Linked DNA regions of Homo sapiens: region 1 is linked to region 2. A link is a loop called in an ENCODE intact Hi-C map of the cell type or tissue named here. Cell type or tissue: gastrocnemius medialis. All regions are shown on one strand. Links, peaks and the distances in the headings refer to the core of each region. The heading gives the core; the rest is flanking DNA. Region 1 overlaps SBNO2 (strawberry notch homolog 2). Region 2 holds the start of GPX4 (glutathione peroxidase 4).

The links. Hi-C counts contacts between places; a loop is a spot of excess contacts. Peaks named below come from ENCODE experiments on the same cell type or tissue, not always from the same donor. Only the 100,000 strongest peaks of a DNase experiment are listed, where the experiment ranks them.
Region 1: a loop joins it to region 2, with 2.2 times the contacts of the local background. A loop is called at or near these places in 5 of 110 quality-filtered maps.

Annotation. Positions count from the first base shown.
Region 1 is chr19:1,153,177-1,168,684 of GRCh38, forward strand. SBNO2 (strawberry notch homolog 2) reads right to left here. Exons shown (of 32, transcript NM_014963.3): 2 at 1,008-1,226. The coding sequence starts at 1,100. LOC102723798 (a long non-coding RNA gene) reads left to right here and starts at 10,275. Exons shown (of 4, transcript XR_007067079.1): 1 at 10,275-10,355; 2 at 10,775-10,870; 3 at 11,846-12,034; 4 at 13,565-15,508. In gastrocnemius medialis, for the core only: a CTCF peak has its summit at 7,769 (motif pointing right); a DNase peak (open chromatin) is centred at 8,645; H3K27ac peaks cover 1,547 bases.
Region 2 is chr19:1,099,718-1,104,148 of GRCh38, forward strand. GPX4 (glutathione peroxidase 4) reads left to right here and starts at 4,277. Exons shown (of 7, transcript NM_002085.5): 1 at 4,277-4,410. The coding sequence starts at 4,327. RefSeq lists enhancers at 1, 1,827-2,361, 2,851-3,220, 3,251-3,300, 3,321-3,400 and silencers at 577-714, 4,003-4,082, 4,093-4,431. In gastrocnemius medialis, for the core only: a CTCF peak has its summit at 2,254; DNase peaks (open chromatin) are centred at 1,754, 2,214, 2,914, 4,164 and 2 weaker places; H3K4me3 peaks cover 1,407 bases; H3K27ac peaks cover 4,000 bases.

The DNA.
Region 1 (15,508 bases), core at 5,439-9,438, 58 kb after region 2:
TAAAATGAAATAAAATAAAAATAAATATATATATACACGTTTATATATTTTTAATTTAAAAATTTTTTTTTTTCTTTTTGAGCCACAGTTTCGCTCTGTCACCCAGGCTGGAGTGCAGTGGTGCAATCTCTGCTCACTGCAGCCTCTGCCTCCCAGGTTCAAGCGATTCTCCTGCCTCAGCCTCCCAAGTAGCTGGGATTACAGACACCTGCCACCACGCCAGGCTAATTTTTTGTATTTTTAGTAGAGACAGGGTTTCACCATGTTGGCCAGGCTGGTCTCAAACTCCTGACCTCAAGTGATCTGCCCGCCTTGGCCTCTGAAAGTGCTAGGATTACAGGCGTGAGCCACCGTGCCAGGCCTATTTTTCATTTTTTTGAGATGGAGTCTCACTCTTGTCGCCCAGGCTAGAGTTCAGTGGCGCCGTCTCCACTCACTGCAGCCTCTGCCTCCTAGATTTAAGCAATTCTCCTGCCTCAGCCTCCCGAGTAGCTGGGATTACAGGCGTCCGCCACCACGCCTGGCTAAGTTTGGTATCTTTAGCAGAAGCGAGGTTTCACTATGTTGGCCAGGCTGGTCTTGAACTCGGGACCTCAGGTGATCTGCCCACCTCCACCTCCCAAAGTGCTGGGATTACAAGCACGAGCCACTTGGCCAGAAACATATTTTTTAAGTAATTCCCTCACTGACAGGTTCCTACAAGTAAAGTTGAGCCCCCCCTACAGCTGACGGCGAAGGAACTGGAAGCTCTGCAGCAGGGAGAATCTCCTCAAATGTGCTTCTTGAAAAGCTGGGGCCATGAGTAGCCTCCCATTCACATCCCCATGGGGACCCTTCTCCAGGGCCCACGGGGGCGGGTGGAGCCGGGCTCCGGGCCAGGAAGGTCAGGTGGAGATCACGCCGCGTCCACTGGGGCAGCATTCCGCACGACGTGACCCCGGGCACTCGGAGCGGGGCAAGTGCCCGTGGACCCCGTCGGGTGGGCCGGGGCCGGGGGTGGGGCTCACCTGCAGGGGCGGCGGGCTGTACAGGAGGCTGCCCGCCGGCGGGGGTTCATGCTGCGGGTAATCCCTGTCCATGGCGGGCCCCACTGCAAGCATCGGGCGGCAGGCGGGGTGGGGTCCTCGGCCGGGCAGCAGGCGGCGGGACTCCAGGACCCGGGGCCGCCGGGGCGTCTATCTGGGCTTCTCGCTCCGTGGTGGCGGCGGTGGCGGCAGCATCATGATCTGCAGAGGGAGACGGGGACGTCCTGAGAGTCCAACGGTGGTGGAGAGTGGTGCTCCCCGGCCGCCTCTCCCTCGGGCATGACCGGTCCCAGCCTGGGCTGCAGCTCCTGCTACCTCCTGGGCCGGAACCAAAAGGCGCTCCTTCCCCTCCCCACTCACCCCCACCCGCCATCAGCAGTGCCACCCAACTCCTTTGTGCTGCCCACAGCGCCTTTCCTGGCCTCCCCGGCCCCAACTACAACGATTAAGGTGGGCCCGACAGGGCTGCCCAGGTCACAGGGCAGCCGTAGGACCAGGCACCCAGACTGTGAGCAGTGGAGCTGCAGGCTGACTCCCCCACATCTGGCTTTGTCAGCAGCCGGTGTGAGACTGTGGAGGGAGAGTCCAACCCGGGCCCGGCACCCAGGGGAGCCCAGGGGACACTGGACCCAGCCCTGTCCCTCAGAGGCAGCAGGGGCTCCACAGTGAGGTCTCCCAAGGAGGGGGGTCAGGGGCCACGCAGAGCTGGAAGAGCACCCAGACCTCGTTTCAGGCTAATCACACACCAGCATCCCCACTGAGAACGTTCCTGGGCTACAGAGCCGAGCCCCACACCATCAGACGCCAGGGACAGCTCCCACGTGCCCCGCGGCCTCTGGCACACGGCCAGACGCCCGCCAGGCTGAGCCCCCACCAGGCCCTACCTGGCGAGTGCAGGGACCCAGGCTGGCCCGTGGTGGCAGGGAAAGCTTTCCAGGCGTCCGCCCAGCATGCTCACTGCCGAGGGCGGCAGGAAGGGGAGGCGGCGGCCACTCCCGGCCAAGCCCTGGAGTGAAGAAATCTCCGGGACTTCCAGTAATTGCCGTCCAGCCACACGCAGGCACTTGTGCAATCCCGTGGGGGAGAGGCACGTCTCTGCCCGGCGCTCCAGAGACAGTGGCCGGGCAACAGGGGCTGGGGGTCGGGACTCCTGTCCCAGAGACCAGATGGAGGTGGTCAGGCACAGTGGGGGTCACCCTGCCAGGCCGTCCCAACTGTCCGCGGCCTCTGCCTGCTCCCTGCAGTCAGGACGCTACAACCCACTGCCACCAGAGCTGGGACCCTTGGCAGCCCTTCCAGCTGCCCACGGGGACCTGCGACACCCTTGCCAGAACGGCCCTTTAGGGGAAGGGACAGGCCCGCTGGGATCTGGGGTCTTGGCCAATCCTTGTCAAAGATTCTGGGTCAGGCAGGATCAAAGCCTGGCTCCACCTTCTGAGTTGAATAACCTCAGACACCCAAGCTCCTCCAAGCCTCGGTATGTTCCTCTGGGAGACAGGTTCTCTGGGTAGAGCCTGGGACCCCCCGACCCCGGCCCCGTGTGCTGGTGGCCACAAACAGCTCTGCTGGGCCCAAGGCAGCTGCTGATACCGGGGTCCCCATCCAGGGGCCCACCAGTGCTAGGGGGTGGCCCACCCCCTGCCTTGGGGCTCAGCAGCCCCTCCCCTGCAGGGACTCCCCTCAGCTCCTGTCAGCACCCCTTCCTGCTGCAGGTTCCATCTCACGGCAGCCACAGCCCCAGAGCTACGCTGACCTTTTCCACACTCAGGGCGCTCCTCAGCTCTGAGGCCACACAGTCCTGAGCTGATGGGCAGCAGGGCCCAGGCCCCACGGTGGACGGAGCTTGGGGAGGGGGCACCTTGGGCAGCTCTGGGGCGACCCCATGACCGTCCTCGGGGTACACCATAGCTGAGGGACCCCTCCAGCAGCAGGGGCCCTGAGCTCGCCTGTGTCCGAGTCCCCTAGGCCAGCACGGTGCTCCTGGCAGCTCCTCCCTCCCTACGGTCTCTGAGCCCCCCACGTCTGTGGACGCCCCTTCCAGGCGGCAACCCCAGGAGGCTCAGGGGACCGGGTTCTTCAAGGGGAGGGCTTCACACATGGCATGTGACCTGGAGTCCATGCCTTGGGGACCTGGCAGGGTGTGGAGACCTGGACCGGGAGGGGATGGGGGCAGGAGAACAATGCGGACACCAGGCACAACCAACCAAGAGTCAGGGCCCAAAACCAGGAGGCGGAGGCGGAGGCGGATCCTCACACACGGCTGCTTGGCAGTCTGGGATTCCTCAAGAGGCTAACGCTGGAGTCACCACACCACCGAGCAATTCCACACCACACAGAAACGTGGCCATGCACGTCCACAGCAGCACCACTCACAACAGCCACCCGAGGAAGCAGCCCAGTGTCCACGGATAGGCGAGTGGACCAGCATGTGGCGTGGCCCATCCACGTGCCAGAACACGACACAGCCATGAACAGCAGCGAGGCCGACCTAGGCCACAGCGCAGACGCACCTTGAGGACGTCACGCTCTGTGAGAGACGCCAGGCACAGATGTGTGTGATCCCACTACTATGCACTGTCCAGGACGGGCCCATCCAGAGACAGAAGGGGATGCGTGGGTGCCGGGCTGGGGCGACCCTGCACCCGGGGCCCATTTCCAAGTCCCCCCACAACCCAACACTTCAGGCTGTGCCCACTCCTGAGAACGCCCACCCTCTGCAATCCCCCAGGACCCGCCACTCCTGAGAACGCCCACCCTCTGCAATCCCTCAGGACCCACAGCCCTGCCTTTCCGCCCACTGCCAGCCCCCCATCGCCTCCCACCCTGTCCTCGGCCATATCTCACAACCCCTGCTGCCCCGATCCCCAGGCCCTCCCGCAGCCCCCAGCCCCTAGCCCTGCCTGCAGACTCGGTCCTGTCCGAGGGCCCACGCCCCCAAGGGCTGGCTCCCACCCCATGGTCCTGAGCCCTCCGGACCCTTCCCCCATTGACTCCGCCGCCGTTTCTTGCAGCAGCTGTGACCACGCCATGTCTCTGGGGCATCCAGCTGCCCCAATCCCCAGGATAAACCCTAGTGGGACACTGGGTGGGGTCTTGGGGCCTGAGAACACCCCAACGCAGCCTCTGCCACGCAGCCCCGGAGACGCTCTCCCCACGCGGCCCCGGAGACCCTCTGCCACGCAGCCCCGGAGACGCTCTCCCCACGCGGCCCCGGAGACCCTCTCCCCACGCGGCCCCGGTGACACGGCCCACCCCGAGCCTCAGAGCCACGGGCCAGCCAAACGTCCAGCGGGCAGCAGAGCGTGTCCCCTGCCTGGTTTTATTTTTGGGCGCGAGTCCCATGACTGGAGGGATGCGTGGTGTGGGGGTTGGGGGGGCGGGGGTCACACGGTTCCCACCTTGGGAGGGGGCCCGCGCTTTATCAGCACGCTGACACCCAGAGGGGATGTGGCTTCCTTCTGAAATCAGGTCTTCAAGGGAGTCGTTGTAAAAGAGAACGATGAAGGTGCTGGTGGCCCAGACAGGACAACCACTGGGAAGGCAGAACCTCAGACAGGACCAAGATCCGGGAGAATCCGAGGAACCGGGTAACTGTGTCCGCCTCCCAGCTCTCTCCTGAGTCCGGGTAACTGCGTCCGCCTCCCAGCTCTCTCTCTTGAGTCCGGGTAACTGCATCTGCCTCCCAGCTCTCTCTCCTGAGTCCGGATAACTGTCCGCCTCCCAGCTCTCTCCTGAGTCCGGATAACTGTCCGCCTCCCAGCTCTCTCCTGAGTCCGGATAACTGTCCGCCTCCCAGCTCTCTCCTGAGTCTGGGTAACTGCATCTGCCTCCCGTCTCTCTCTCCTGAGTCCGGGTAACTGCGGCCGCCTCCCGCCTCTTTCTTCTGAGCCTGCTGAAGTCCCCGTCTTCCTGGCTGGACGCCCCAGGGTCTCACCCCACGCTGTGCAGCAACAGCTCAGCCTCCTGATGTTCAGAACTGGCCACTGTGCGGACCCTCCCCCTGGGGGTCCCTGAGCACCTGTCGTGTGGAGCCCCTTCGCGCGCTCCGCCCTCAGACCCGAGCCGTCTGCAGATGGGGAGCTGTGTCCTCGGAGCCCGGTTCTCCTGCCGTCCTCTCGCCGAGCAGGGTTGTGACCCCCGCACTTTCGGATGTGGACACGGAGGCCCCTAGGTGGAGCCTTGACGTGACCCCCAGAGCCAGACTCAGCAGCTCAGGCCACGCTGTGCCCACGTTCGCGACGGCAAAGCGGAGACCCTGAGAAGACACTGGCCGCAGAGCCATAACCGAGACCACGGGAGGACCCAGGGCGCACGGCACACCCCAGAGCGCTCCGCCCAGGCCCGGGTTCTGGTCTCCTGGCACACCCGGCAGCATCTCAAGGCCTGCGCCAGCAAAGGCGGACATGGAGGTCTGAGGAGGAGGCGGCGAGGCCCGGGCGAGCGGGCGCGACCGTGGTGATGGAGCCCGGCAGAGGCCACCGCACAGTCCCTGGAGGCCGCATTACCTCAGCCGAGGTTCTCCGGGCAGGCACAAGGCGCTCCCTGCGTCCCAGGACCTGAAGATGGCAAGGAGCAGGCCCCCGGGTGTCCCGGGAACCCCGCACAGAGCCACGGCCATAAGACAGAGCGGACTTGCGGCCTCCGGTGACCTCACAGCCGTGATGGCCTCCTGCAGCTGTGACCGCCGCCCCACAGCCGCGACCCCACCTGCAGCCGTGACCCCACCTGCAGCCGCGACCCCACCTGCAGCCGTGACCCCACTTGCAGCTGCAACCGCCGCCCCACGGCCGTGACCCCACCTGCACCCGCGACCCCACCTGCAGCCATGACCCCACCTGCAGCCATGACCCCACCTGCGGCTGCAACCGCCGCCCCACAGCCGTGACCCCACCTGCAGCTATGACCACCGCACACTGGCCTCCAGATGGGCTCAAGACAGGGCAATCACCCTCTACCTGGCGGGCGCACAACTCGCATCCTAGGACCGGGTGCAGGGGGCGGGGGCTGGCGATTTCACAAGGCTCAGCTAATATGGGGCAGAGAGCCCTGCAAGCTCAGGCACCTGGGCAGGCCCCAACTCGGCCGCCAGGACCGTCTGGTGGGGAGGACACTGCAGGCCGTCTCAGGTCCTGACCCCTGCAGACAGAGCGCTTCGTCCCTCAACATGGAGCCCGGGGCAAGGGAGGCCTGAAGGGCTGGAGCCAAGGGAGGGTCAGCCCAGTGAGAGACCTTGGGGGGACGGGGGTAGCAAGAGGGGGTAGCAAGGGACAGTTGGGGACAGCAGGGGACAGTGGGGGGACAGGGGGCAGCAGGGGACAGTTGGGGACAGCAGGGGACAGTGGGGGGACAGCAGGGGACAGTGGGACAGCGGGGGAAGAGCAGGGGACAGTGGAGGGACAGCAGGGGACAGTGGGGGGCAGTGGGGGGACAGCGGGGGATGGTGGGGGGACAGCAGGGGGACAGTAGGGAAACAGTGGGGGATAGTGGGGGGGCAGCGGCGGATGGGACAGCGGGGGGACAGCAAGGGACGGGGTGACAACAGGGAGACAGCGGGGAGATGGGGACAGCGGGGGGCAGTGGGGGACAGTGGGGGAACAGCGGGGGGACAGTGGGGGGACAGGAGGGGACACATTCAAGACATCCGTGAGGTTCCCCTACTCCTGGGCCAAGGTGCCTGCCTGAGAGGACTTCGCCCCCCACAGAGCTGGGCAGTGGCAGAGGAGGGGGCCAGGGAAGGGAGGTGGGTGAGGGAGACCCCAGAGTGTCCGGCGCTGCCCCTGCCCACGCCAGTGCTGCTCTCTGCAGCCATCAGCCTCCGGGTGCCCCCGCCTGCCCCGCCACGCGGCCACATTCCCGCACCACCCTCTCACACGTTCCACCCCAGGGGCAGCACCCGCCCTCTGGCTGTGGGTGCTGGTGGGCAGCTTGCGCCTGGCACCTGTTTGTGATGGGGGAAGCTGCCCCGGCAGCGAGGCTGAGGGAGCGGGAAGGGCTGGGCCTGGCAGAGGAAGAGCAGCCGCTCACCCACATCCCTGCAGCCCGGCTGGGGCCCAGCAAGCCGCTCACGGTCCCCAGGCCCTCATGGGCAGCCCCCCACCCACTGGGTACATCCAACTTCATGCACCAAGAGCCCATGAAGAAACCACTCCCACACCCCTGCCCAGGCCTCGGGGGGTCTGCGGGGCGGCCTCACAGGAGGCCCAGTATTACAATGGCGGCCGCCTGGCTGCAGTGAGTGCCTGGTGGACACCCCCGAAGGGCAGTGGGGAGACCCGGGGGAGGACGCACAGAGGGTGGCTACAGAACAGAGGCAGCTGGCTGGAGCCACCGGGGGTCTCGTCCCTGCAGCCTTCGCCTCCTGGGTTCCAGTGATTTTTGTGGACCCACTGGGGGTCTCGGCTCACTGCAGCCTTCGCCTCCTGGGTTCCAGTGATTTTTGTGCCTCAGCTTCTGGAGTAACTGGGATGACAGGCACCCGCCACCACGGCCCGGATAATTTGCGTATTTTAGTAGAGAAGGGGTTTCACCATGTTGCCCAGGCTGGTCTCGAACTGCCGATTTCAGGTGATCCGCCCGCCTCGGCCTCCCAAAGTGCTGGAATTACAGGCGTGAGCCACCAGGCCCGGCCCGAATGGAAATCATTTTCATAGTAACATGAATCTCTGTAACTCACTAGACTGTGGCCAGGGAAACCTGTGGGCAGCTCTGCCAGGACCACAAGGGGGCATTTGCTCTGGACGGCCCCTCCCAGGGTGGGCAGGGCCCGAGGACGGAAAGAAAGGGTGGAGGGTCCTGAGGTGCTTCCCAGAAAGCTCAGGCTGCTCCTCCAGCCAGGCACAGCCAGACCGGGAGCACCGGGAGGTGGGGGTGGGGGTGCCTGAGCACTGGAGGCTGGAGGTGGGGGTGGGGGTGCCTGAGCACTGGAGATGGAGGTAGGGGTGCCTGAGTACTGGGGGTGGGGGTGGGGGTGCCTGAGTACTGGGTACTGGGGGTAGGGGTGCCTGAGCACTGGGGGTGGGGGTGGGGGTGCCTGAGTACTGGGTACTGGGGGTAGGGGTGCCTGAGCACTGGGGGTGGGGGTGCCTGAGCACTGGAGATGGAGGTAGGGGTGCCTGAGTACTGGGGGTGGGGGTGCCTGAGTACTGGGTACTGGGGGCGCCTGAGTACTGAGTACTGGGGGTGGGGGTGCCTGAGTACTGGGTACTGGGGGTGCCTGAGTACTGGGTACTGGGGGTAGGGGTGCCTGAGTACTGGGGGTGGAGGTGGGGGTGCCTGAGCACTGGGGGTACCTGAGCACTGGGGGTGGAGATGGGGGTGGGGGTGCCTGAGCACTGGGGGGGTGGAAGTGGGGGTGGGAGTGCCTGAGCACTGGGAGCTGGGGGTGGGGGTGCCTTCCTGTCTCAACACAGCTTTACCTCTTGGGCCCGATGAAGCGGGTCTCAGGATGCCCAGGACCCACATTTTAGGAACGGCCACGTCATACTACGCTTTCTACCTCTCCTCTTGAAATTTTCTAAAAGTTCTCAAGTCTGCTGCCAAGGTTATCAGAACTGCGTAGGGAGCTGTGTGGGTCACCTGTGAGGCCCGGAGCCTCCCTGACGCAGGTGGTGGGTGTCATGGCTCTGCTGTCTTGTGAAAGAGTCGTCAGTCAGGCGGCAGGGCCAGGAGGGTGAAAGCCGATCCACTCCCTTCCCTGGGGAGCCGCGGGGGGGGGGGGGGGGGGGTTGGGCCAGGCCTGCGGGGAGGAGCCGACATACAGCTTCCCCAGCAGCCGGCCAGACAGACGGACGTCCTGGCCCAAGGTGAGCGGGCACGGCCACAGATGGCGCCTGGGGCCTTTGCAGGCGCCCTCCTGGCCCCGAGGCTGTGGGGCTCCTTTGTGGGGGACACAGGGCTCAGGGACCACTCCACACCCTAGACGGGAGCAGGGATGGGGTCTTTTAAAGTTAAGGTTTTATTCTTTTTTAAAATAATACAGCCGGGAACAGTGGCTCACACCTGTAATCCCAGCACTTTGGGAGGCCAAGGCGGGTGGATCACGAGGTCAGGAGATCGAGACCAGCCTGGCTAACACGGTGAAACCCCGTCTCTACTAAAAAATACAAAAAATTATCCAGGCGTGGTGGCGGGTGCCTGTAGTCCCAGCTACTCGGGAGGCCGAGGCAGGAGAATGGCGTGAACCCGGGAGGCGGCGCTTGCAGTGAGCCGAGATCGGGCCACTGCACTCCAGCCTGGGTGAAAGAGCGAGACTCCGTCTCAAAAAAAAAAAAAGAAACGCTGTTGGGGGCAGGAGCCTGGATCTCAACCCCTGCAAGGTGGAAATCTGGCTTCCTCTCACCCATACGAGCCTGCCAGAGGCAGGAGGCTGACGCCCCGGAGGGACCAGCTGACATCGGCCTTGAGGGACCAGACTTCTCCAGGCCGGCAACCTTCTCCCAGCTTTGTGAGGTGGAGCCCAACCTCCAGACCAAGAGAGGCCTTCCTGACCTTCAACCCCATCTCCAGAGCTCCCCAGAGCTGGTCTAGCCCCTCATCTGACACACAGAGAAACGGAGACCAGGAACCTGACGCTGGTTTCCCTAGCCCATGTGAGGACCCTGTAGACCAGCTACATGCACACCCAGTCCAGCCGCCGGACAGCGTTCAGTGGGAAGAGAGCAGACCATCGTCCACCCACATTCCAGACTCCAACTGGCAGAGGGGAGGGGACGTTGGGGCTGCAGGGCCACCAATGTGGACGGGACAGAGCCCCAGGGACAGCCTGTGCTGGGGACGTATGGGGGCAGGATCAGACCCCACAGTGCCTGCGGGCCACAAGGCCAAGACAGGATCTGGTAAGTGACGATTTGGAGGCTGGTCCTGAGGTGCAAGAGGGAGTGCCAGGGACAGAGAGGGCACCGGGGTGACTACAGTCCCTCCAGACTCACATCTACCCGCACCTGTGGGTGGGGCCTTATTTGCATACAGGGTCTTTGCACACGTGGTTGGTTACAATGAGGATGCTGGAGGGGGTGGTCTGTGTCCCTGTTAACAACTCATGTCCTTAAGAGAAAAGAGGAACGTGGACACCCACACATCGGGAGACGGCCGCATGGAGACGGAGCAGAGGCTGGAGTGACGCGGCCGCAGACCAAGGGCGCCTGGAGCCCCGGAAGCTGGGAGGGGCAGGAAGGGTCCTCCCCTGGAGCTACTCCTTGACCTCAGCTTCCTGTGGCCTCCAGGACAGGGACAGGCTGCTCTAAGCCACCCAGTTTGCAGCACTGCTGCGGCCGCCACGAGAAGCTCGTCCAGGGAGGAGGCTGCTCCAGCCCTGAGCCCCACGCGACTCCCGTGAGCACGAGGACTCGGGTGCCCTGGGGTGAGGCGGCACGAGGCTGTCTGTGGATTTCCACAGCATCCCAGGAGGCGTCTGGACCGCAGTGGCTCCAGGCTGCCAACCACGGGCAGAGGCCACCGCTCCCGAGCTTGGACCCTGCCACGCGCAGGCACAGGCCAGGCGGCGCCGGGGAAGCCTGGGGGCCCCAGACCGGCCCAGCACCGCCTGACATTTCTCAAGCATGCTGGGGGACGGCCCCTCAATTTAGGATGAGGACGAGGTGGGCCCGGCAGGAGGGCAGGAGCCGGGGTCCAGGGCGAGCAAGTTCTCCCCGCCCCACGAGGAACGGCAGTGGCCCCGGTTGCCTGGAGGTGGAAGGGGCACTGCAGCCTCACCGCCCCATACCCCAGGAGCCCACGTGCTTCTCTCACAGGGAAAGGTGTACTGGCCAGACTCAGCGCCCTGAGGACGGGGTCGGAACCCAGCGCCCAGGAAGCTCCCCTCCCCCCGACCAAGGACCTCCCTCCAGGTGGGTCCTCTGGAAACTCAGGCCCGCGGCCATCACGGCCCCTCTCCTGGGAGGGCTCAAGGGTGTTGGCCGTGGGGGCTTCACACTGCACCCCGATTTCGAGGGAAGCCCCTGCCCATGGCTTCCGGGGCCTTCCGGAGGGGCCAAGGGGCTGGTGCCATGGGAGGGAAAGTTCCCAAGCTCGGAGATGGCCAGGAGCAGGAACAGCTTGAGCGGGTGGCCGAACTGACAGCTTCTCTTGCCAAACCTCCTGTCCTGCTCCAGCACAAAGCCTCCCCCGTGCACAGGAACAGGTGCTAGGACACTGTGGGGACGTCCCAGATGCCAGGGGCAGTGGAGACAGGAGGAGGAGGAGGAGGAGGAGGAGGAGGAACAGGAGGAGGAGGAGGAGGAGGAGGAGGAGAAACAGGTGCTAGGACACTGTGGGGACGTCCCAGATGCCAGGGGCAGTGGAGACAGGAGGAGGAGGAGGAGGAACAGGAGGAGGAGGAGGAGGAGGAGGAGGAACAGGTGCTAGGACACTGTGGGGTGTCCCAGATGCCAGGGGCAGTGGAGACAGGAGGAGGAGGAGGAGGAACAGGAGGAGGAGGAGGAGGAGGAACAGGAGGAGGAGGAGGAGGAACAGGAGGAGGAGGAGGAGGAGGAGGAAGAACAGGAGGAGGAGGAGGAGGAACAGGAAGAGGAGGAGGAGGAGGAACAGGTGCTAGGACACTGTGGGGACATCCCAGATGCCAGGGGCAGTGGAGACAGGAGGAGGAGGAGGAGGAGCAGGAGGAGGGAGGAGGAACAGGAGGAGGAGGAGGAACAGGAGGAGGAGGAGGAACAGGAGGAGGAGGAGGAACAGGAGGAGGAGGAGGAGGAGGCACAGGAGGAGGAGGAGGAGGCACAGGAGGAGGAGGAGGAGGAACAGGAGGAGGAGGAGGAACAGGAGGAGGAGGAGGAGGAGGCAGCGGCGGCACTGTGGGTCTTCCACAGGGTGTGCCCGGAGGAGGTCAAGACTCCACTGCCCTGAAGCAAACAAGGCGTCCAGCCCGAGCCAGGGTCACACGCCCAACAGGTAGGATCCAGCAACCCCTGCGCAGCAGCCCCCGCCATGCGAGGGAGGACCCGGAGTTGAGCGTGGCCCTGCCTGACATCTGACCCCGCCGTCAGGAGCTCCACCAGGTCAGGGCTGCTCAGCTGACCCCACAGCCCCACCAGGCATGGTCAGCACGGTGCCGAATGCAGGCCTGGAAAGGGAATAAAGGAGGCCCTGGGGAGGGGCCTTGGTGCTTCATCCCAAGCCAACCCCGAAAGTGGAAGCCACAGGGCCAGGGGGACGTCGTGGCTGAGATGCGAGCAGGGTGCCGGGCACCCCCAAGGCAGCACTGCTGTCCCTGAGAACAGAAGGAAGTCCAGGCCCAGAGTCAGAGCCAAGTGGAGTAGTGGTGGTTGCTGGCACTCAGTCCCGTACCCTTGGACAGAGCAAGAGTCCCAAGCCAGGAATGTGAGGCCGATGCCTTTTAGGAAGAAACCACATCTGGGGAACCAGACCCCAGATCCCAGAACCCAGACCTCAGATCCCAGATCCCAGATCTCAGACCCCAGATCCCAGACTTCAGATCCCTAGATCCCAGACCCCAGACCCCAGTACCCAGACCCCAGATCTCAGACCCCAGACCCCAGATCTCAGACCCCAGATCTCAGACTCCAGACCCCAGATCTCAGACCCCAGACCCCAGATCTCAGACCCCAGATCCCAGACCCCAGACCCCAGATCCCAGACCCCAGATCTCAGACCCCCAGACCCCAGATCCCAGATCTCAGACCCCAGATCCCAGACCCCAGACCCCAGATCCCAGACCCCAGATCTCAGACCCCCAGACCCCAGATCCCAGATCTCAGACCCCAAACCCCAGATCCTAGATCTCAGACCCCAGATCCCAGATCCCAGACCGCAAGATCCCAGACCCCAGATCCTAGATCCCAGACCTCAGACCCCAGACCCCAGACCCCAGATCCCAGATCCCAGACCCCAGACCCCCAGATCTCAGATCCCAGACCCTAGATCCCAAACCCCAGATCTCAGACCCCAGATCCCAGACTTCAGATCCCCAGACCCCAGATCCCAGACTTCAGATCCCCAGACCCCAGATCCCAGACTTCAGATCCCCGGATCCCCAGATCCCAGACCCGAGATTCCAGACCCCAGATCCCAGACCCCAGCCCAGAGGGAGGCCCGGTGAGGGAGTGGAAAGGAGATTCCACGACACAAATGCTTATGCGGAAACAGCCTCCAGGCCGGGCTGCGGGGCTCCAAAGCAGGGTCCCCATGCTCCGAGCGGGCCTCACTGCTACCTGGCGGTTAAAGGCCTGTCCGCCTGGACAGGGTGGTGCGGCTTTCTGTGGCAGCCAAGCAGCTTCCACGCGGCTTCTGCTGCTGTGAGGAGCCCGCTCGGGTCTTGTGTTTATTTTCAGTCTTTTGGGGCCAGTGCGGTGGCCCGTGGCTGTAATCCCAGTGCTGGGAGGACTGCGTGAGCCCAGGAGGTGGAGACCAGCCTGGGCAACAGAGCGAGACCGCAACTGCACGCGCACACACACACACACACACACACACACACACACGCTAAAAGCCACACACGCTAAAAACCTTTTAACATGCTGAGCTTGAGCCTGTGGTCCCCTCTAACCTACACGTCTTTTTCTCCTGAGCAGACGTTAAGCTAAATCCCCACTCACTCCAGACTTCCGGTCCTTTGAAATGGAGGTGCCCTTGTGTGTCTTCAATCCATGTGGAGGGTAGTCTGGCCCATCCCACACCTGCTACTGTCACTGCCTCACATCAGCGGCCTCAGGCCACAAGGTCTCCCCACCTGGCTCCTTGGGGAGTGCCAAGCGTTGCCAGCAGCCGGGCTATGCTGATCCCAGACAAGTGGCTCGACCGGTCACCACTGTCCTTGAGCTTAAGTCCAGCCTTGGTGACAAAAATGTCACAAGGACCTGCATCCGAGCCCTGAGGGCATCAGGTCCTGGAGGAGGAGGAAGAGTCCCTTCTGGCTTCGGGCTGGGCTTGAGGACGGCAGCTCCAAGACCGCTTAGAGCGAGACTTCAGCGCTGACTGCTGGAGCTACGCACCCTGTCCTGACAATGGCCGCACAGTTAGGCGCTGCTCCACGCCTGGAGGAGGGAACTGAGGGCCCGAAATCACAGAAGCAGGAACTCCAGGTTCGCCAGTGCGGCCTGATCCACCTTCCCTCAAACGTAGCTGCTGACAACGACACCCACGCGCCCTCTCTGGGCCCAGCAGGTCAGAGGTCCAGGTGGGCTGGCTGCTCCACGGCCACGGCTCCAAGGCCAAGGTCAAGGCACTGCTGTCCTGGGCCCTGGTCTGGGTTCTCCGGGAGAGTCCGCGCCTGAGCTCGGCCGGGGGCGGGATTCTGCTCCCTGTGGCCACTGGGCTGAGGCCCCACTTCCCTGCTTTCGGGGAGCCACGTCCCCCATCACGCCATCCCTCCCTCCTAAAAGCCAGCAGGGCAAGGTCCCTCTTAGGCTTCTGACCTGACCTCCCCTCCTCCAGCTGGAGAAGGGTCCCACGCATGAGGACATTTGTGACGATGCCGGGACCCGAGGAATCCAGGACGACCCCTCTGCAGAGCCCCTGTGCCCCGGGAGGCACCACACCCACGGCTCCAGGGGGTGGGGGGGACGGTGGCTTCTCTGGGGCTGACCCAGACCTGCAGTACACAGCGCCAGGCCATGAGGTCTCAGCCTGCGGTCAGGCCGCGTGCACGGAAACCCAGGCTCCTGAACGGCCAGCCAGGAGCAAAGCCGGCCACTGAGTACGGGAGCAGGCTCCGGGGACACGCTCCCACTCCTTTTAGGGGCCCAGAGGCTGTGGATGAGGAGCTCGAGTATCCCCCTCTCAGTGTAACCTCCCCACCCCTCCCACATCCTCCAAGTGGGGCAGGAGCCGCCTCACCAGAGCTGGGGGAGGGGGCCACACAGGTGCACCCCTGGGGAGGGGCAGCGGAGACTTGTGGGCAGGAATGTGGCCAGGGTTTCTAGATCATCTGGTTTTTCAAGAGAAGCCACAAGTCTGCGTTTGAGGGTGGCAGCCCCTGGTGTTCCAAAGTCGGCAAGCAATTCAAGCATCCACACCCCCACCCCGGGGCAGCGTTGGGTGCCCAGACCTCAGGGCCACCCCGAGAGCTCCTGCATCCACCTGGGGGCTCGCAGCTCCCCCAAGCTCCTGGCGGGTAGCAGTCATTCCAGGATCTGATAAAAGCCCCCGAAAATGCCCCGGTCAGCCCAGCCACACCCGGGCAACACCGACAGCCATTCTCCACCAGGGCCCCAGCGCCCAGCTGAGTGAGACCCACCCGGTAGCTTCCGGGGCTGGGCCCCTGCCCCACCAGTGAAAACATTCTGGTCACAGTGATGCCGCCCTGAGAAGCTCCTCACCGTCCCCCGTGGCCTTGGAACCCCCCTCACACCCATGGGTTCCAGGCACCCTGGCGGCTGTCTGTCCCCACGAAGCCTGGCCCTCTCACAGCGTAGGGAGGCTGCGGTCACCAGCGTGGGTCCCGCGACCCATTCCACCCGGCCCCTGGGCACCGGAAGCCAGGCGGCGAGCGCAGCAGACCCCAGAGGCAGCTTTCC
Region 2 (4,431 bases), core at 432-4,431:
CTTTACAAACTCAAAAAGAGAAAACAGCCCATAGCCGGGCATGGTGGCGCATGCCTGTAATCTCAGCTATTCAGGAGGCTGAGAAAGGAGAATTGCTTGAACCTGGGAGGCGGAGGTTGCAGTGACCTGAGATTGCGCCACTGCACTCCAGCCTGGGTAACAGAGTGAGACTCTGTCTCAAAAAAAAAAACCCCAGATGTCCATCCACAGATGAATAAATAAACACAATGTGATCCCTCCACACACTGGAATATTTCTGAGCCATGAAAAGGAATGATGAGGCTCTGACACAGGCCACAATGTGGATGTAGCCTGAGGACCTCATGCTCAGTGAGAGAAGCCAGGCACAAAAGAACACGCAGTGTGTGATCCCATTTCCATGAAATGTCCAGGACAGGCCAATCCACAGAGACAGGAGGGGATGTGTGTGTGCCAGGTCCTAGGGGAGGAGATGGAGAGTGAAGGCTGATGGGGTCTGGGCTTCCTTTGGGGACAATGAAAATACTCTGTGCTGGGTGCGGTGGCTCACGCCTGTAATCCCAGCACTTTGGGAGGCCTAGGCAGGCGGATCACCTGAGGTCGGGAGTTTGAGACCAGCCTGACCAACATGGAGAAACCCTGTCTCTACTAAAAATACAAAACTAACTGGGTGTGGTGGCGCACGCCTGTAATCCCAGCTACTTGGGAGGCTGAGGCAGGAGAATCGCTTGAACCTGGGAGGTGGCAGTGCAGTGAGCTGAGATCGTGCCACTGCACTCCAGCCTGGGCAACAAGAGCGAAATTCTGTCTCAAGAGAAAAAAAAAATTCTGGAACTAGATAGATAGAGGTGATGGTCTCATAACATTGTACACGTCCTAAAAACACTGAATTGTACACTTTGAAGTGTTAAAATGTTGAATTTCATATGTATTTTGTTTGAATTTCAAAAACTTTTTTTTTTTTTGAGACAGAGTCTTGCTGTATCCCCCCAGGCTGGAGTGCAGTGACACGAACTCGGCTCACTGCAACCTCCACCTCCAGGGTTCAAGCAATTCTCCTGCCTCAGCCTCCTGAGTAGCTGGGATTACAGGAGCACGGCACCACTCCCAGCTAATTTTTGTATTTTTAGTGGAGATGGGGTTTCCCCATGTTGGTCAGGCTGGTCTTGAACTCCTGACCTCGTGATCCACCCGCCTTGGCCTCCCAAAGTGCTGGGATTACAGGCGTGAGCCATTATGCCTGGCCCTAATTTTTGTACTTTTAGTAGAGACAGTTTCCCTATGTTGGCCAGGCTGGCCTCAAACTCCTAACCTCAGGTGATCCGCCTGCTTCGGCCTCCCAAAGTGCTGGGATTACAGATGTGAGCCACCGCACCCAGCCAAAAAGTTTTTTTTGAGACGGAGAGTCTCGCTCTCTTGCCCAGGCTGGAGTGCGGTGGTGCGATCTCGGCTCACTGCAAGCTCCGCCTACCGGGTTCACACCATTCTCCTGCCTCAGCCTCCCGAGTAGTAGCTGGGACTACAGGAGCCCTCGACCACACCTGGCTAATTTTTTGTAATTTTAGTAGAGACGGGGTTTCACCGTGTTAGCCAGGATGGTCTCGATCTCCTGACCTCGTGATCTGCCCGTCTCAGCCTCCCAAAGTGCTGGGATTACAGGTGTGAGCCACCATGCCTGGCCAAAAAGATCTTAAAAAAGAAATGAAGCCACAGGACAGCCCCTCCCCAGTCCTTCCTGGAGCCAGGGGCTGCTCTAGAAAGATATGTGGCAACACAGCTTCCTGCAGGGACACTCAAGAACTTCCGCCCTCACAGGGCTGGAGCCTTGAGAGGTCCCCGAGACTCCATTTCCCCGTTCGTGAAATGGGGACACTCTGGGAAAAGCTGTGAAGCCCCCAGCACAAATCTCTCCCAGAGCCTGGGGCCCCGTTCTCAGATCCGAGGTCGCGACCCCGTGTTTTCCCCACTTCTGACTTTATCACAATTGGCAGGAAGTCAGGAATGGGATCAAGTCTCTCCGCGGAGCTGTGGGTGCTGAGCTGTTTTTCTGGCAACCCTGAAATAAACTCCCATTTCAGTGCACATGTTTGCAACAAACTTAAGGAAAACAACACCGGCAAAATTGCGAACAGCTGAGCCTTCGCAAGGGCAAGAACAGAGTCACCAGTGTGGCCCTGTCACCCGGCACTGCCAGGGCGGGAGGAAATGGGGGGGTTTCCTGAGAAGTCAGACAATGGGAGTTGACTCCAAGAACTCAGCCTCTAGGGGCTGGGCGGGAGCAAAGCCATGTGAACAGACTTATGCAAGACCAGGATTCGGCCAGCCCTGCTCAGGGATCCTTGCTTCACTGCCTCTGCCACCAAACCATCCATGACGCCTCTGTGCTGCATCTGGCAGGCCTGAGTCGGGGGCAGTGGCGGGGGCAGGCTCATAGCACCCCCCAAGTCAACCCGGCCCTGAGTCTGTCTCTGAAGAAATACTCAGTGCAGGGTCAGAAAAGGTTAAGACCTTGAGGACAACATACAAATCCCAAGCACCTAGGCGGGGTAGAGTGGCTCACACCTGTAATCCCAGCACTTTGGGAGGCCGAGGCAGGCGGATCACCTGAGGTCGGGAGTTCGAGACCAGCCTGACCAACATGGTGAAAGCCCGTATCTACTAAAAACACAAAAATTAGCTGGGCGTGGTAGCACATGCCTGTAATCCCAGCTACTCAGGAGACTGAGGCAGGAGAATCACTTGAACCCGGAAAGCGGAGGTTGCAGTGAGCTGCGATGGAGCCACTGCACTCCAGCCTGGGTGACAGACCAAGACTCCTCAAAAAAAAAAAAAAAAATCCAAACCCCTGCCTGTACAGGGGTCAAAGTCCAATCACGGTGACTCAGTTCCCAAGTATGAGATGAGTGTTTCTGTTGCCACATGTCCAAGCCACGAAGTGAAAAACAGAGTTGGAAGCCAAGATGTGGGGCAGTATGGGCTCGGGTGTGCCCATACCTTGTAATGTTAGAAGTGTAAGAAAACCCTCCAGACTTGTGTTTATTTTCTGAGCACATACCGCGCGTCCCTGCGTGGGCAGCTGCCCCTGGGGGTGGGAGCCCAGGAAACTCCAGGTTCTCAGTTAAGTGGTAACTGTCTTGATGACTCTCAGGTCTCAGTGCCCACATTATACAAGCGGCTCAGCAACCAGACCCAGGATGGGGAGTCACTGACCCCCTGCGCCCATGGCAGGGGTGAGGGTAGGGACACCCCCATAAGATGGAGCTGTGATGAGAAGCAAACCCAACTCAGTTTGGTTTCATTTACATTAAAAAGGCAAATCCCTTGGCCGGATGCGGTGGCTCACACCTGTAATCCCAGCACTCTGGGAGGCCTAGGCGGGCAGATCACCTGAGGTCAGGAGTTCGAGATCAGCCTGGCCAACATGGTGAAACCCCGTCTCTACTAAAAATACAAAAAAATTAGCTGGGTGTGGTGGCTCGCTCGTGTAATCCCAGCTACTCAGGAGGCTGAGTCAGGAGAATCGCTTGAACCCGGGGGCTGGGTGGAGGTTGCAGTGAGCTGAGATAGCGCCACTGCACTCCAGCCTGGGCAAAAGAGCAAAAAAACTGTGTCTCGGAAAAAAAAAAAAAAAAAAGGCAAATCCCGGCCGAGCCTTTGGCTCACGCATGTGATCCCAGCACTTTTGGGAAGCTGAGGCTGGAGGATCACTTGAGGTCAGAAGTTTGAGACCAGCCTAGGCAACATAGCGAGACCCCCATGTCTACAAAACAATAATTAGCCAGGAATGGTGGATGAGCCTGTTGTCCCAGCTACTCGGGAAGCAGAGACGGGAGGTTCGCTTGAGCCTGGGAGGTCGAGGCTGCAGTGTGCCCTGATCGTGCCACTGCACGTTAGCCTGGGCAACACAGCAAGACCCCGTGTCTTAAAAAAAAAAAGGTAAATAAGAGTTGGGGACACTTTTCTGCGAGTTGGAGAAACCAAACCCCCTCGACGAGTCTTAAGTAGTATTCTCAGGTTGTCTGGCCTGCGGCCGCGCTGCTGTCAACCAGCCGGATAACTGCGCTGCCTCCCGACGCGCCGCCAGCCAGGCCACGGCCTCCTAGACACAAGCGAGCATGCGCAGTCGCCAACAACAAGTCCGCACGTCCGGTCCCGCCCCCCCTTCCCCGCCTTCTTCCCACTCCGGCCTCCCATTGGCTGACGTCGGCGCGAGCGCTCAACACCGACGCGTCTGACCAATGAGCGCTCTGGAGGGCGTGGCCGTGGGAAAGGAGGCGCGGAAAGCCGACGCGCGTCCATTGGTCGGCTGGACGAGGGGAGGAGCCGCTGGCTCCCAGCCCCGCCGCGATGAGCCTCGGCCGCCTTTGCCGCCTACTGAAGCCGGCGCTGCTCTGTGGGGCTCTGGCCGCGCCTGGCCTGGCCGGGACCATGGTGAGCTAGCGCCGCGGCCGT